Regions from separate parts of the Homo sapiens genome. Here region 1 is linked to region 2. A link is a loop called in an ENCODE intact Hi-C map of the cell type or tissue named here. Cell type or tissue: heart right ventricle. All regions are shown on one strand.

Region 1 (8,000 bases), 250 kb before region 2:
CTCTTACATTCTGTATTCCATAAAGTCCTAGGACAAGAACATAATCCTGCAAAGTTCTTTGCAACCATATAACAGGGATGGCCTTTACTCCAGTTCCCAATACCATCTGAGATATCAGAATGGCCTTTACTATCCTTGTTTATACCAACATTCTGATCACAATCACTTAAGTAATCTCTAAGATTTAGGCTGTCTGTAGTTCTGGGGTCTTCTTCTGCGCCCTCACCAGATTTGCCATTAATGGCATTGTAGGCTTTTTCTAGCCTTCTCCTCCCAATTCTTCCAGCCTCTACCCATTATCCAGTTCCAAAGCCACTTCCACTTTTCAGATATTTGTTACAGCAACAACCCCACTCCTGGTACCAATTTTCTTTTTGTTTTGTTTTCTGCTGGTATAATGGAATACCACAGACTAGGTAATTTATAAGGAGCAGAGATTTATTTCTCACAGTTCTGGAAGCTGGGAAGTCCAAGGTCAAGTGGCCCACATTTGGTGAGGGCCTTCTGTGTCACCCCATGGCAGAAAGTGGGAGGGTGAGTGAGTGTAAAGAAAAAGAGGAAGAGGGCTGAATGCCTGCAATAGCAAAACCACTTCTGCAATAACAGCATTGATCCATTTATGAGGGCAGAGCCCTCATGACCTAATAGCTCCTTAAAGGTCCCACCTCTTAATACTGTCATAACGGCAATTAAATTTTAACATGAGTTTGGAGAAGGACATTCAAACCATAGCAACCAATATTACTGTCATAAATTTACCCAGGAAAAGAGAGTAACTAAGATCCTGAAGTAGCTGTTTCTAGATGAGATTAAATCACTATATGAAGCAGTTGGGCAAAAGGTAGGCTGTAGTGGATGCTGTGGTATGTTGTTCATATTCACCCTTCACATTCAAAGACACTAATTTCTCCAGATTTAGGAAATGTTTTATGCTTCACAGCTATGTTCTTCTCTAGGTACAGTCCTCAGCTGAAAGCGGCTACCCCATCCAAAGTAACATCTTCTCCTCAGGGGCAGCCTGCATCCAATGATCAGTTTATGAAAAGATGCAGAGACTTAGTTCCCCTCTTCATTAGGGACATAAATGTGTATACTGGTACATATTTAACAAGTTGTTCCTGGTGGATGGGGGAAGCCCTGGTTTGTAATATTGGGCAATTTTCATGGTGTAAATATTCCCACTGTGCCAATGTCAAGATCAACCTGACATCACTGAATGAGGAGTTGGGAGGAGATCCACACAGCTGACTCAGGAATCCAGCTGGTGGGAACCAGGGGACCCAGTTCAGCGCACCACAGCCATCCCTCGAAGGGCCCTCCTCATTTCAGAGCTCCTCACGAGATCAGCTGAGGCCTCTGTTGAAACCACATCAGACTTCCACTTCTTTCTCCACCCAATCCAGCAATCCTCCCTCCTTACGGTTGTTGATTCTGGAACACTCCCCAATACACTTCCTGCTCATAAGTTTCTATCTCATAGTCTACTTCTCAAGGAACCCTGAGCTACAACACGCTTAGATGCCAGTGTCCTTGTGGGTTCGTCCTTGGCTCTGTTTTCTTCTCACTCTGTACTCTTGCCCTGGGTGTCCTCACACATTCCTGAAGTTTGACATCACATCTGAATCAGATGACACTGCTCCATTCGGGACTCCTTTTCTGAGTCCAGTCCTAAATCTCCAGATTTCTGGGGACAGACAAACAGATTTCACTGGTGCAAAAACCTCACCTTATACAAAACAAACTCACCATCTTCTTCACAAACCTGCCTTTTACCCCTGTACTCTCTCTAAAATGAATCCTCATCTTTCCAATAGCGTAAGACTTTAAAACAAAACAAAACCTCAAACCCAGAATGACCTTGAACAGTTCCCTCTCCCTAAGCTCCTGGCAATTCTCTACTTCTGTCTCTGAGTGTCTGTCCATTACCTTACATTGCCTGCATCTCCACCTTACCTGGGTCCAGGTGATCTCTCGTCTGCGCTATCACTATCATCATGGCCTGCGAGGGTCTTTCTGATTCTCTTTTCCCTATTTTCCTGCCCAAACTGGTCTACAACAGCAATCTTCAAAGTCAGGGGACCCGGACATCCAATAGGATGCAAGAAGAAAATACTTGGGCTACTATTTTTTTAAATCACTTTAATCTCTTTATTTTAATATACATCTTAATTTGTACATGCTAGATCCATAAATGTTTATATTCTTAAGTAAAATGCTTTGGTTTGGTTGCATGCTCACTTAGTTGGTTTGGTTGGTTGGTTTGTTAGAGGTGCTTGATCAAAAAGTTTGCGGATCACTGCTCTAGTAGCTAGTAGCCCAGTGACCTTCCTGCCACACAGATTTTCTTATGTCCCTCCTTTACTCAAAGATATTCAGTGACTCCCTGGACTCAAACACCACTTTCTTCATCACCCTTCCCAGTGTCCAGTGCTGTTAACTTCTTTCCATTTATCCAGAGCTCCTCATATAACACACATTTATTTCTTTTTGCCTTGTATTACAGGTATGTGTGAAAACTGTCCTTATTCTCTAGCTCATTGAAGCTCATTGAAGACGGAGACTATAATTACACATTTTTCACCAGAGCCTAGGATTGCTCCATGCATATAGGAAGATAAATATTTGCTAAATGAATATTTGAAGTTTCATACACCTCAAAGATTCATCTTAATGATAGATTTCCTATTTAAATAATCCATTCTTCATAGAAAGCCTAATGGTAGTTAGTAAGACATCATGCAGGGCTAAGCACTTGTCCTCATCAGGGTAAGTCCACATCTCTAACAGCCACAGACCACAATCACCACAGAATCCAGAGAATGATACTGCCACAAGATGGCAGAATGACATCGTGCTTCAATATAACGTTTTCAGTTTGAATTATCTTCCAAAACATTGGTAGCCTACCCACTAGGCTGCCCTTAGAGCACATTGCACGTCCCCAGGAGAAAATGGAATAGAAGTTGACTTGACTTTCAGGCCATCCTCACCATGTCTCCCGGTCTTTGCAAAGGGTGTTACACGACAGGTGATGCCCATCTCCCGAGCACCTGCCACCAGAGACTCTAACACAGTAGGTCCTGTCTCCTGCAGGAGGAGTGGACTGCGGCCATCCGAGTGTCAGGACTTGTGGGTGGTCAGGCTGCCAGGGCATCTTCTGCTGGCAGCTTCTTAGCACTAGGTGCCTCCTCTTAGCCCACAGAGAACCAGATGGAAGTTAACATTTGGACCTGTTAGTCAGGGCTTCCCCCTCCATTTCCCTGTGTCCTTGAGCCACCCACATGCAGTCACCCAGGGCACCCCCACCTGTGGCTCATTCAAAGGATGGTAGAACGCAGACAGAAAAGGGGTAGTAATTGGCCTTGCATTTTGAAAGACTGGTGGAGATATTTTTGAATGTATTTTTTTCGGAGAATGCACGACAAGGAGTAGCAAGGCTTTCTTCTCTTGCACTTTCTCCCCAAGTCTGGATGAAGATTTCTGGAGCTAGACCTCTCTAAAGATGGAAGCCCTGCCCTCTCCATCCCTAGAATCCCCGGATCATTTTGAAGAGAAAAGATCAGAAGCCCAAGAGCCACCTTTCCTGGGTAGAGCCTGAAGGAACCAGGAGCCCAGGAAGAAGGGCAGACAAGCTCCCCTGACTCCAGTGTGACAAAATAAACGTCATTTACAGAAGACTCACAGTATTCCAGGCATTGCTCTAAGTACTGACTGCTTTAATTTTCACAACAACCCTATGAGACAAACTATTTTTATTTTTATTTATTTATTTATTTATTTTTTGAGACTGAGTCTTGCTCTGTCGCCCAGGCTGGTGTACAGTGGCACGATCTTGGCTCACTGCAATCTCCACCTCCCGGGTTCAAGTGATTCTCCTGCCTCAGCCTCCTGAGGAGCTGGGATTACAGGCGCATACCACCAAACCCAGCTAATTTTTGTATTTTTAGTAGAGATGGGTTTTCGCCATGTTGGCCAAGCTGGTCTTGAACTCCTGACCTCAGATAATCCTCCCACCTCAGCCTCCCGAAGTGCTGGGATTACAGGTGTGAGCCACCATGCCCGATCTGAGTCAAACTATTTTTAATTAATGCCCACTGTTGTTTTCAGATGCAAAAACAAAGTTCCTGCCTTTGCTGGGAAATGTGGGACCTTCCTCCCATCCAAACAGTCTCTGAAGCCCATGCCTTTAACTTCTTATTTTTATTTTTTGTAGAGATGGGGTCTCCCTGTATTTCCTAGGCTGGTCTCAAACTCCTGGCCCTAAGCAACCCACCCGCCTCAGTCTCCCAGAGTGCTGGGATTACAGGCATGAGCCACTGTGTCACATGCCTCAGACTTCTGAGCGTGGAAGACACCAAGGAGAGCTGAACCTGAAGAGGCTTTAGGCTGCACTGGGAAGATCGAATCATGAGCCGTGGGTGCTCAGCTAGAGGAAGGTGGAGGGCACCGACTGCTGAGTAGCCCCTGATGAGGACAAGACCCCAGCAAGCGTCATGCCCAGAGGCCTCCACATAAACTTTCCTCAACTTAGAACTTACTCTTAGGAAGGGCACCAACCAAATTAATTGATTTCTACTCAACAGTGGGTCGATGGCTCAAAGTAGAAATTAAATTCAGTACCAGAAAAGTAAAGAAAAAATCAATTTCTGGCATGTCTGACTTGGACTGAACTTCATTCCCACTAGAATAAGGAAAAGGAAGAAAACAAGCCAGGCACTCTTTGACACCACTCCATGAATCCTCCCCACAGGCGCAAGGGGCTAATGTTGACCCTGAGGACACACATGCCAAGGAGTTGAGGGCCGCAAAGGCCAGCACTAGTGCCGGTGCCTGGTGGAGAACGAAACCCAACCCAGACCAATAGAAAATGCTCAGTGTTTCCACTGCCATGAAGTCTTGGGTATTAAAGGTCATCTTATCCAAGGCTGCCATCTTAGCGATGAGAACACTCAACTTGAAGATGGAGTGAAGCCTCTTGGACTTGCTGACCTGCCAGCCCTGCTGTTCACCCTGGCCCAGTCCCACTGACTGAATCCCTCTGGAGAAAACTCATGTGACTGGAAAACTTCCTCTTATTCAGTACAAATGACTCCATTTTATTTGCAGTTTTGGCACCGCCTTATCTCTGATTTTGATAAAGGGAGCTTTGCTGAAAAGCTCTTGGCAGTGGTTCAGTAAGGGATTTTTTTTTTTAATTTAAAAAGCTTTATTGGGGTATCATTAACATGCAATGACTTGCTTATTGATATACAATAAATTGTCCATTTAAACTGAACAGCTTGGTAAGTTTTGACATATGCATACACCCGTAAAACCATCAGCACCATCAAGATAGTGAACGCATCCATCCCCCACAAAACTGTCCTTTGTCCCTCCTTTGTATACCTTTCTGCCCCCCGAAAGCAACCACTGATCTGTCTTCTGTCTCCATAGATTAGAGGGAATTTTCTAATTTAATATAAATGGAACCATATAGTATGTACTCCTTTTTATGTGGATTCTTTTGCTCAGCATAATTTTGACATTTGTCTCCTGTGTATCAATAGTTCACTCAGTTTTATTGCTGAATAATATCCCACTGTATGGGTATACCAGTGTATCCATTCACCTATCGTTGGACATTTATCAGTTTTTGGGGGGTAAGTATCTAGGAGTGGAATGGATGGAATGCATGGAATACATGGTGGGTCTACTACTTGCAAAGATGGTTGTACCATTTTATATTCCCATCAGTAGTGTCTGAGACTTCCAGTTTTTCTACATCTTTGCCAACACTTGGTATCATCAGACTTTTAAATTTCAGCCATCTTAATGGGTATGTAGTGGTATCTCACTGTGGTTTTACTGATAATGTCTAATGATGTAGAACAGCTTTTCATGTGCTTATTTGCCACCCATATATCTTCTTTGTGAAGCGTCTGTTCAAAGTTTTTACCCATTTTTAAATGGGCTTGTTTGTTTCTTCATTGTTGAGTTCTGAGAGTTCTTTATATATTTTAGATAAAGTCCTTTTCACATACATGCTTGGCGAATATTTTCTGCCCATTTATTGCTTATCTTTTCGTTGTCTTAACAGAGCCTTTTCAATGGCCAAGTTTTTAATTTTCATAAAGTACAGTTCATCACTTTGTTACTTTACGGATGGTGCTTTTGACACCGTATGTAAGAAATCTTTCTTTGCCTAACCCAAGGTAACAAAGGTTTTCTCCTATAATTTGTAGAAATGCTATAGTTTTGGATTTTACATTTAAGTCTATAATCTCATTTGTTAGCTTTTGGTTTTTGTTTTTTTAGGGTCTCACTCCCATTGCTCAGGCTGGAGTGCAGTGACATGATCTCAGCTCACTGCAGCCTCAACTTCCTGAGCTCAGGTGATTCTCTCACCTCAGCCTCTCGAGTAGCTGGGACTACAGGTGCACGTCACCCCACCTGGCTAATTTTGTGTATTTCTTTTAGTAGAGATGGGGTCTCCCCTTATTGCCTAGGCTGGTCTCAAACTCCTGGGCCCAAGTGATCCACCTGCTTCGACCTCTCAAAGTGCTGGGATTATAGGTATGAACCACCGCACCCAACATTTGTTAGTTTTTGAACACACTTTAAATTATGGATTCAAGGAGCTAAGTTTCTTCTTCTTCTCCTTTTTTTTTTTTTTTTTTTGCACCTGTTCCAGCATCTTTTGTCAAAAATCAGTTGTCCATATATGTGTGAGTATATTTCTGGACTCTCTACTCTGTTCCATTAATCTATTTGTCTATCTTTATGCCAATGGCATGCTGTTTTGACTGCAGTAGAGGAATTTGAGCATGAGAAGTTTAAAAATGGCTCTGAGGTCCATCTTATCCTGGAGATTTGGAATTCCTTTTTCCTTCCAAGTCAAGGGGGAAAGCCTACAACCTCTTCTTAAAGGTGAGCATGACCTGTCTTTTGCTCAAAGGGTCTTAGCACTGCTGCCAACAAGTTGCAACAGAGAATTTTCTGGGCCTTTGTGGATGATGGGAAGCTCTGCAGAAAATTCATCCATCATTGGCTCCCCAAACCAGCCTCAGAGCCAAGCTGACAGCAAACCAAAGGCCTCATGTAGCCACTCCCACTGGCAAGGAGGAGTGCCCTCTCCTGTAGGAACAAGGACTACGGGGTGTCCCTCGTTCTGGACACTTGCTAGCAGTTTCTGTAAAGATTTCCAGACACGGGGGCTGAAATTAGACATTAAAATCACATTTGGGAATATTAAAGAATTTATTGTACCTCCTTCCCGTCCCTCATTTCCCTCTTCCAACATCACTCTCGATCTTCAGAAATTGTGAGACAGTTACATGCTAAGAAGGAAGTAGGAAAAGAGGCTGTCTCTAGCTCTGTCTCCCTAGGAGCATGGTATTGATGACCTGCATGAGCCTGGCACTGGGCAATGGGCAGGGCTGGACAGAAAGTTAGGGGAGCAGGGAACGTGGAACCTTCTGTATGATCTGTGTGATTTGCCTGTAAATCTAAAACTATTCTAAAATAAAAAGTTGTTTTTTGTTAAAGGTCCAAGTAACTGTTTAGAAGAAAAGTTAGGGAAAGGAAAGGTTTATTAAAACTAATGAAAAACAGCCTAGCCATTATAAAAAGTAACGGCTCTCTTTTTTTATTATCTTCCCAACTGAAAAATGACCATAAATCTTCAGTCTTCCACAGACTCCTATTTGTTGGGTGTGCATTTCTTCAAGCTGTGAAACAGCCATAGATGGCTCCATGCAGCAGGAGCAAACGTGTTTTTGTTTCTCCCCCAACCCTTCCTGGTTCAAACACCCTTCCCTTTGTTCCTCCTTCTCCTCAACCCTGGTCAAGTCATTTTCTTTCTGGTTTAATCAGAGATAAGAAAAGCAGATCTTGAAAGTCTTTTCACAGGAGAATCTAAAAATCTCAGTGCTGATGGAAGGTATGGAAGCATGGGAAGTTAAAGAAGAGGACTTCCGGCTCTCATCATCTATCACCGCTGCTCTGGCATAACACAAATGGAG
Region 2 (8,000 bases):
GCATGGTGGTATGCACCTGTAGTTCCAGCTTCTTGGGAGGCTGAGGTGGAAGAATGACATGAGCCCAGCAAGTCGCTGCAATCAGCCGTGATCACGCCGCTGCACTCCAGCCTGGGCGACAAAAAGAAAAAGAAAACGGAGCCTGTTCACTGGGTGTGGTAGACAAGGTAAACTTTTCTTTACCTCCCATATCCCACAACCTTGGATGTGCTCACAGTCATGGTAGTGTTTTGTAATGATGTAGCTGATGACAGGTGTGATGTTGGAGATTCTTCTACCTGACTGCTGCTATCAGTCCTACCAGCCCCCAACGTTTGGTGCTTGTTCTAAAGGGCATGTCCTAGGAGTCGCTTTAAACTCTCAAAGTATCACTCTCTATACAAACAAGAAGTGCAAGTAAGTAGCCTGAGCTCAGCCTCCCAATAGGAATATTTCATTATCACTAGATCAAGTCTTTCCATTACAATGACTGATCTGTCTCTGAATCCTGTGGATTCATCCTTCAAAATGCCCTTTTCTTCCAGTTCTCATAGCTAGTGCCCTAAAAGTGACCTGCAGTACCTCCTGCTGAGACGAATGTACCAGCTTCCTAACTAGCCTGCACTCCCTTCATCCCCCCAAGTCAGTGCCAGACCACCTTGCCTGAAAAACCACTTTCAGTGTGTCTCACCTCAGCAGAAATGTTTCTCAGCTTCCAATTAACAATCACATCAAACCCCTGCTCTTGTCTGCGTTTTAAGGGTATCTATAGGCCGGGCGCCGTGGCTCCTACCTGTAATCCCAGCACTTTGGAAGGCCGAGGCGGGCAGATCACTTGAGGTCAGGCGTTCGAGACCATCCTGACCAACATAGTGAAACCCCGTCTCTACCAAAAATACAAAAAAAAAAAAAATAGTGGGGCGTGGAGGTGCACGCCTGTAATTCCAGCTACTCGGGAGGCTGAGGCAGGAGAATCGCTTGAACCCGGGAGGCAGAGGTTCCAGTGAGCCGACATCGCGACACAGTACTCCAGCCTGAGCGACAGAGCGAGGCTGTGTCTCAAAAATAAATAAATAATAAATTAAAAAAATAAGAGTATCTATAACCTGGTCCCAGCCTGAATTTCCTTTTTCACCCCAACACGTAGCCCTAGTTACATTCTTCTGACGTCTGTAAACAAGCCCAGCCCTTCCTGTTGTGAAGCCAAGTTCAGGTGGTTCCTCTTCGCCTGACTGTTTTCCCATTCCACTTACCGGAAGCCTAGTCATCCTTCGGAGGGCTGTACGGGGGTTGCAAGAAGCAACGGAAACGGTTCAGCACCTGCTACCTTCCATCATATTCTTTTCAATAAAGGGGCAACTCCCGCCAATGGCAGTGTAGATTTCCTAACCTCTACACATGGAAGATTCACACCATTCAGGATTGTTGTTTAACTGTTGAGAGAGCACTTGATACTTAACAGCTTACTAGGCTACAAGACAGCGCAGGAAAGAATCCTCTGTTGTCCTTTTATGTTATCCTGAACAGTTGGTTCACAGAGTTACTGTAAACACACAAAACATGACTGCCAGGGCTTAGTAGTGAGGAAGGTGGGAACTAGTCCTGACTCAGTTAACTGTGCCCAGGAGAAGCTGCTTAACCTCAAAGGATTTCACTATTACTAGAATCAATAATACCAACCCTAGGGGTAAAAATAAAGATAAATGTGTGCAAATCCTGCCTGCAGTCTCGGGCACGTCGTGGGTGTCCAAGAACTGTTCTTAGGCAGCCGGTGGGGACAAAGTCTGTGTGCCTCCTGTCCTGGAATAGGTCCCAAGGTCGGCTTACTTGCAAAGCAAGGGTACGGCGCAAGAGTACTGAATACGGGTTGGAAGGGCGCTGGCTCTACCCTCAGCTCATAGGCCGGCTGGGCGGCGCTGACCAGCAGCTAGGCCCCGTCTTCCCTAGGAACGGCCACGGGGGCCCTGGGAGGGTATGAATGTCTTTTTGCAGTGAGGCCTCTGGACCCCGCGGCCCCCCGGCAGCGCAACCAAAACTCAGGGGCAGGCGCCGCAGCCGCCTAGTGCAGCCAGATCCCCGCCGGCACCCTCAGGGGCGGAGCCGGAGGCAGGGCCTTCGGGCCGTACCAACTCCACGGGGGCAGGGGCCGCCTCCCTTCGGCCGCGCGCCACTCAAGTACGGCAGACAGGCAGCGAGGTTGCCGAGGCCGAGGCTAGCCTGCAGCCTCCTTTCTCCCGTGCCCTGGGCGCGGGGTGTACGGCAAGCGCGGGCGGGCGGGACAGGCACGCAGGGCACCCCCGGGGTTGGGCGCGGCGGGCGCGGGGCGGGGCCCGCGGGGGGGGGGGGCGGGGCGGCGGTGCCCTTGCGGCGCAGCTGGGGTCGCGGCCCTGCTCCCCGCGCTTTCTTAAGGCCCGCGGGCGGCGCAGGAGCGGCACTCGTGGCTGTGGTGGCTTCGGCAGCGGCTTCAGCAGATCGGCGGCATCAGCGGTAGCACCAGCACTAGCAGCATGTTGAGCCGGGCAGTGTGCGGGTGAGAAGAAAGGGGACCCGGTCACGGCCCCAAGGGCGAAGGGGCTCGCGGCGGGCAGGGCCTCCGCGGCAATGGCGACAGTGGCCGCACCGGGCCTGGCGGGACCGGGGCACCTGCAGGCGGTTCTCCCGGGAGTGCCCGGCGCGGCGGCTGGAGCGGGGATCCGCAGGGAGGGGACGCGGGGACTCGGGGGACGCCGCGCGCTGCCGTTCCTCGGCAGCCCAGCCTGCGTAGACGGTCCCGCGGCGCTGACTGACCGGGCTGTGCTTTCTCGTCTTCAGCACCAGCAGGCAGCTGGCTCCGGTTTTGGGGTATCTGGGCTCCAGGCAGAAGCACAGCCTCCCCGACCTGCCCTACGACTACGGCGCCCTGGAACCTCACATCAACGCGCAGATCATGCAGCTGCACCACAGCAAGCACCACGCGGCCTACGTGAACAACCTGAACGTCACCGAGGAGAAGTACCAGGAGGCGTTGGCCAAGGGTAGGTTCCAGGCTGAGCGGCGGGAGGCAGTCCCCGGCAGAGGCGACCCCAGGGAGCCAGGCCCCATACGGACGGGCCTCTCCGTGGAGGAGAACTCGCTTCGTATTTGTACCGGTTCCGAGTTTTCCAGGCACGATAGTCTCTCTTTTAAACACATGGTCTACCTCATTGTAGAAGGAGTGCCTCGATGGGTTTGAACACACTTCTGTCATCTCAGGGAACTTGGGGTCCTGCGAAGGAGCTTGCCTTACTGTTGTGAGCCACATTCCGTTACACATATTGCCAGCACTGGTGAATTGTAGGGCCTGAAAAGAAAGCTCTACTGTGTCACTCGTTTTTTTTGCAAATTGAAATTGTTCTTGTTGTATAATGTGCTTTGGGGAAATGTTTGGTCTCTCAGGTAGGTGTGCCAGCCGTTTGCAGGAGGGCTGAGAGCGCCTGTCCACTGGTGGCCAGACATCATCGGGTCCGCAGGTGTCTCTGAGTGTCAGGGTCACCTCCTGATAGAAGTGGGAGTGGTGTCTTACTGCCAGGTCACACTGAAGGTGGGAGACAGGAGGACACTACTCCGTGCTAGGAACCATGGTCCTTGTCATCTTCCTGAGAGCAAACGGGGTCGGGACTCCAGCCTAGGACTTGGAGACTCCCTGCATCCCCAGCTACCCTGCAGGTGAAACTTCACTGAGCCCACTTGACTTCAGGTGGGAGAGGAGGAGGCACACCGTTGTGGTGTGCGTTACCAAAAAAGCAGTAACCTAACTGTGGAACAGTTCAGGATCTTTAGACTTGATACTTTTCTTGATTTCCCTTAGGGGTCAAAGTTCACAAGGAAAATAGCCCTTTAGTGGGAAACTGAAACAGGCTTGTTTTTATTTACTATTTACTCATATTTGTAATGCAATTAAAATATATGTTGTTAACTTTTTTTTTTTTTCTCAAGAGCTCGGTTGATAAAACCAGGGGTATGTGGACTTTTTGAGTCTGTGCCTTTTGGGGGTGTGTATGGGAATGTTATGTTTTAACGTTTTTTACAAAATAGTATTGTCTTTTTAATTTATTCGTTAGTGGTTTGCACAAGGAAGATAATCGATAGTCATGTTTTTTAGACTCTCTGTATTGCTTGGTAAGCTACGTAGTAAAAAATGTTTACTTTTCCTTAAATGTTTTGAATTTCGGGGTTATGAAATTTGTTGAGTAATTTTTAGACAGTCACATCTTGTTGACTGGAGGCATCTAGTGGAAAAATGCAGTATTTCAGCCTGATTGTGTTTGAAGTAAATGATTAAAAGAGGAGGAAGTTACCACATTCTGGAAGATTTACTTGAGACAGACGAACCTTGAATTACGGGAAAAGGCCCCGTGATTTAGGAAATAACAAATTTGGGAAACATGTAATGGGGAGAGACTGGGGAATACCCCAGTTGTGAAAGTACTTCCTGTAAGGCAACATCTGACACCAGGAACCTTTCTCTTCAGTATTTTAAAAACAACTTAATTTCAGTCCTTTACTTGTGGAATCAGAGCCTTACTTATGTAATACAACCCACTGGAAAAAAGCTTTTTATTGTATTGTACTATATTGTTTATAAGTGATTGAGTACCTGCAGAGCTTTCTTTTACTTAAACATATTTTAAAAATTATTAAAAAGATTTTCATGTTTGAAAACTTGGGGAAAAAAGATAAAACAATGTCATAATCTCATCACATTTAACTGACTAATATGAATATTTTTCAACAAAAAGCATTTGACTTTTATTATTATTTGAGGCAAAAACTAAACTGAAACCAAATAAAATGTTGAATTTCAGAAAAGTGTTCTTAAAAGCAGATATTAAGCCCTCAATTTTTATTAATTTTAAAATGAGTAAGCAAACTGTAAGATGTTAAGATTATTAAATTATCTCTCATTAAGCATGTATCTTTCCCATTTTAAAAATTCAGTTACTATTGATTTATTAAAAAACAATAGAAAAGTTACATCTATTTTTAGAGTGACTCTCAAGAAAATTTAATAAGGGAAACACAGATCTATAAAAAACTGTTTGTAAACCTAACAAAGGAAAAAAAAAGTTGGTGTCTTTAAAAAACCCTTTGAGATTAGCTGTGTATTCAGATATCAGTTGGTTCTCTCCTTTCTGAATCGCTAAACAACTGGAGCTTGTTTCAGAAAGCAGCATTGTCTACGTATGTTCCTTTTAAAAATTTTTTTTTTAATTCTGTCTAAAAAAAACAGACGGGGTCACACTATGTTGCCCAGGCTGCTCTTGAATTCCTGGGCTCCCCTATCCACGCACCTCGGCCTTCCAGAGTGCTGGGATTACAGGTGTGAGCCACCGTGCCTAGTCAGACATACTTTTTTTTTTTTTTTTTTTTTTGACGGAATCTCAGTCTGTCCCGCAGGTTGGAGTGCAGTGATGTGATCTCGGCTCACTACAACCTCCGTCTCCTGGGTTCAAGCAATTCTCCTGCCTCAGCCTCCTGAGTAGCTGGGATTACAGGCGTACGCCACCACGCCTGGCTACTTTTTGTGGGTTTTTTAGTAGAGACAGGGTTTTTCCATGTCGTCCAGGCTGGTCTGGAACTCCTGACCTCAAGTGATCCGCCCATCTCAGCCTCCCAAAGTGCTGGGATTACAGGCGTGAGCCACCTCACCTGGCCTTGTATGTATGTTTTTTTCTTTCTCTTTCTTTTTTTTTTTCTGTGACGGAGTATTGCCCTGTCGCCCAGGCTGGAGTGCAGTGGCGTGTTCTTGGTTCACTGCAACCTCTGCCTCCTGGGTTCAAGCCATTCTCCTGCCTCATGCTCCTGAGTAGCTGGGATTATAGGCACGCGCCACCATACCTGGCTAATTTCTGTATTTTTAGTGAAGACAGGGTTTCACCATGTTGGCCAGGCCGGTCTTGAAATCCTGACCTGAAGAGAGCTGCCCGCCTCGGCTTCCCAAAGTGCTGAGATTACAGGCGTGAGCCACCGCACCCGGCCCAGACATATGTTCTTAACGTACACTTTCAGAACAGCAGTTGAGAACTTTTTCCAAAATGTAAGCTCCTTGAGAGCAAAGCTCTCAGTGGGTCTCTGTGTCCTTTACTTTGCTTCTCTTGGTATCTTGTGGATAATATGCACAAAATATTTATTAAACAAGAGGATTTCCATTTTTTTCTAATATTAATAGTTCATTTAGTCTGTAGCTTCTTGAAGGCATAGAAAAGACTATTTTATTTTGCCTACTTATTTGGCAAGGTACCCATGCAGTATGCCAGGAGTTACAGGGCCTATTGAGAAGGAGTAAAGGGTCTGGGAGGGGTGGCAGGGAGTTGCTAATTCATGTATGGTGGCTAGAGAAGGCTTCACTGATGGGGTTGATGTTTCAGTGGAGACTTGAAGGAGGAACAGGAACGCAGCATGAGACTGTCTTGGGGAAGAGTGTTCAGCAGAGGCAGCAGTGCTCAGCTAGCCTTGAGGGGAACATCCAAGTTGGTCATGTGAGTGCAAAAAGGCCAGTGAGGCTGCAGCTGCGTGAGCACGTGCTCAATGACGGGGTCAAGTGCAGCGCCTCTTGGTAGTAAGAGTAGCTGAGTGTAAACACCTAGGGTTCGCTCCAGTGAGAAGGGGAGCCTTTGGAGGGGGCAAGGCCCACCCCCACCCCCCAAAACTGAGGGGATAGTGGCACCAGTGCAGTGAGAAATACTGGTCCTCTGTCCCAATGAGGTGGCAGTAGAGTTAGGGAGAAGGGATTAGGTTCTGCTTGTGTTTTATTTTTTTCTTTTATTTTTCTCTGTGTGCTTTTATATAGATTGGATGTATTTTAAAGGTAGAGCTGGCTTTGCTAATGGATATGCTGGTGGATTGGATGTGGGGTGAAGGGAGAGGAGTCAAAAATGACATCAGGTTCCCAAGGATGTCCTGAGGGACAGAGCTGGCATTTACTGAGACGTGGAGGACAATAGGAGGAGTAAGTTTGGGGTAGAACATCAGGAGTTCAATTTTGAGTATGTTGAGTTTCTTGTTAATGTGACTTGGAGATATTTCCCAATGAATCGTCGTCTGTCTTGAAAGTGAGAGTTGAAGGTTTTCTGTACAGTCTGTATGTTGAGCCATACATTTTAGCATTCTATTATTTTGATTGTCCTCTTTGGTGTTTCATTTCCTAAAATCTCTTCTATCTAAGAGATCCCTGAGCCTAGCAGCCAGGAGTGAATTTTCTAGCTTTTCCACCTCTGCTAGGTCCTTCATCAGTTGTTCAGCATGTCTGGGACAAATAATTTTGGGGCGGGGGGGTGCTGAATTTTAGGACAAACGGATGTTATAGATAAGCTGGTCCCATTATCTAATAGCTTACAAAGAAAAAAATATAATGTATACAGTGGTTGAAAAAGTAGGAGTTACAAAAAAATGTGTTTGCATTTTAACTTTTCAGGAGATGTTACAGCCCAGATAGCTCTTCAGCCTGCACTGAAGTTCAATGGTGGTGGTCATATCAATCATAGCATTTTCTGGACAAACCTCAGCCCTAACGGTGGTGGAGAACCCAAAGGTTGGTATATATTGGTGCACCCTTATCTACATTTTGTGCACAGTAGGAATCGATTGTTGATTTACTGAAGTTACCTTATACTTGTTTTTTGTTTTTTTTGTTGTTGTTTTTTTGAGACAAGAGTTTTGCTCTTGTTGCCCAGGCTGGAGTACAGTGGCGCAGTCTTGGCTCACTGCAACCTCCGCTTCCTGGGTTCAAGTGATTCTCCTGCCTCAGCCTCCCAAGTAGCTGGGATTACAGGCGCCCGCCACCACGCCTGGCTAATTTTTGCATTTTTAGTAGAGATGAGGTTTCATTCACCATGTTGGCCAGGCTGGTCTTGAACTCCTGACCTCATGATCTGCCCACCTTGGCCTCCCAAAGTGCTGGGATTACAGGCATGAGCCACCGTGCCTGGCCTAAGTTACCTTATTCTTACCAGAGGTATCATAGTGGCATATTTTTCATAACAACGAGTATGATAAAAGTTGTA

What was found. A loop is a pair of places that touch in the nucleus more often than their neighbours do. Peaks named below come from ENCODE experiments on the same cell type or tissue, not always from the same donor. Only the 100,000 strongest peaks of a DNase experiment are listed, where the experiment ranks them.
Region 1: a loop joins it to region 2, with 2.3 times the contacts of the local background. A loop is called at or near these places in 29 of 110 quality-filtered maps.

The regions. Positions count from the first base shown.
Region 1 is chr6:159,936,740-159,944,739 of GRCh38, reverse strand. No RefSeq gene overlaps it. Among named protein-coding and RNA genes, the nearest start is that of IGF2R, 28 kb to the left of the region's middle. RefSeq lists an enhancer at 2,853-2,972. In heart right ventricle, CTCF peaks have their summits at 2,636 and 2,839 (motif pointing right); a DNase peak (open chromatin) is centred at 4,999; H3K27ac peaks cover 645 bases.
Region 2 is chr6:159,687,654-159,695,653 of GRCh38, reverse strand. SOD2 (superoxide dismutase 2) reads left to right here and starts at 2,413. Exons shown (of 5, transcript NM_000636.4): 1 at 2,413-2,509; 2 at 2,791-2,993; 3 at 7,412-7,528. The coding sequence starts at 2,487. RefSeq lists silencers at 1,211-1,380, 2,061-2,350, 2,551-2,730 and an enhancer at 3,101-3,170. In heart right ventricle, a CTCF peak has its summit at 4,236; DNase peaks (open chromatin) are centred at 1,203, 2,103 and 2,873; H3K4me3 peaks cover 4,287 bases; H3K27ac peaks cover 5,133 bases.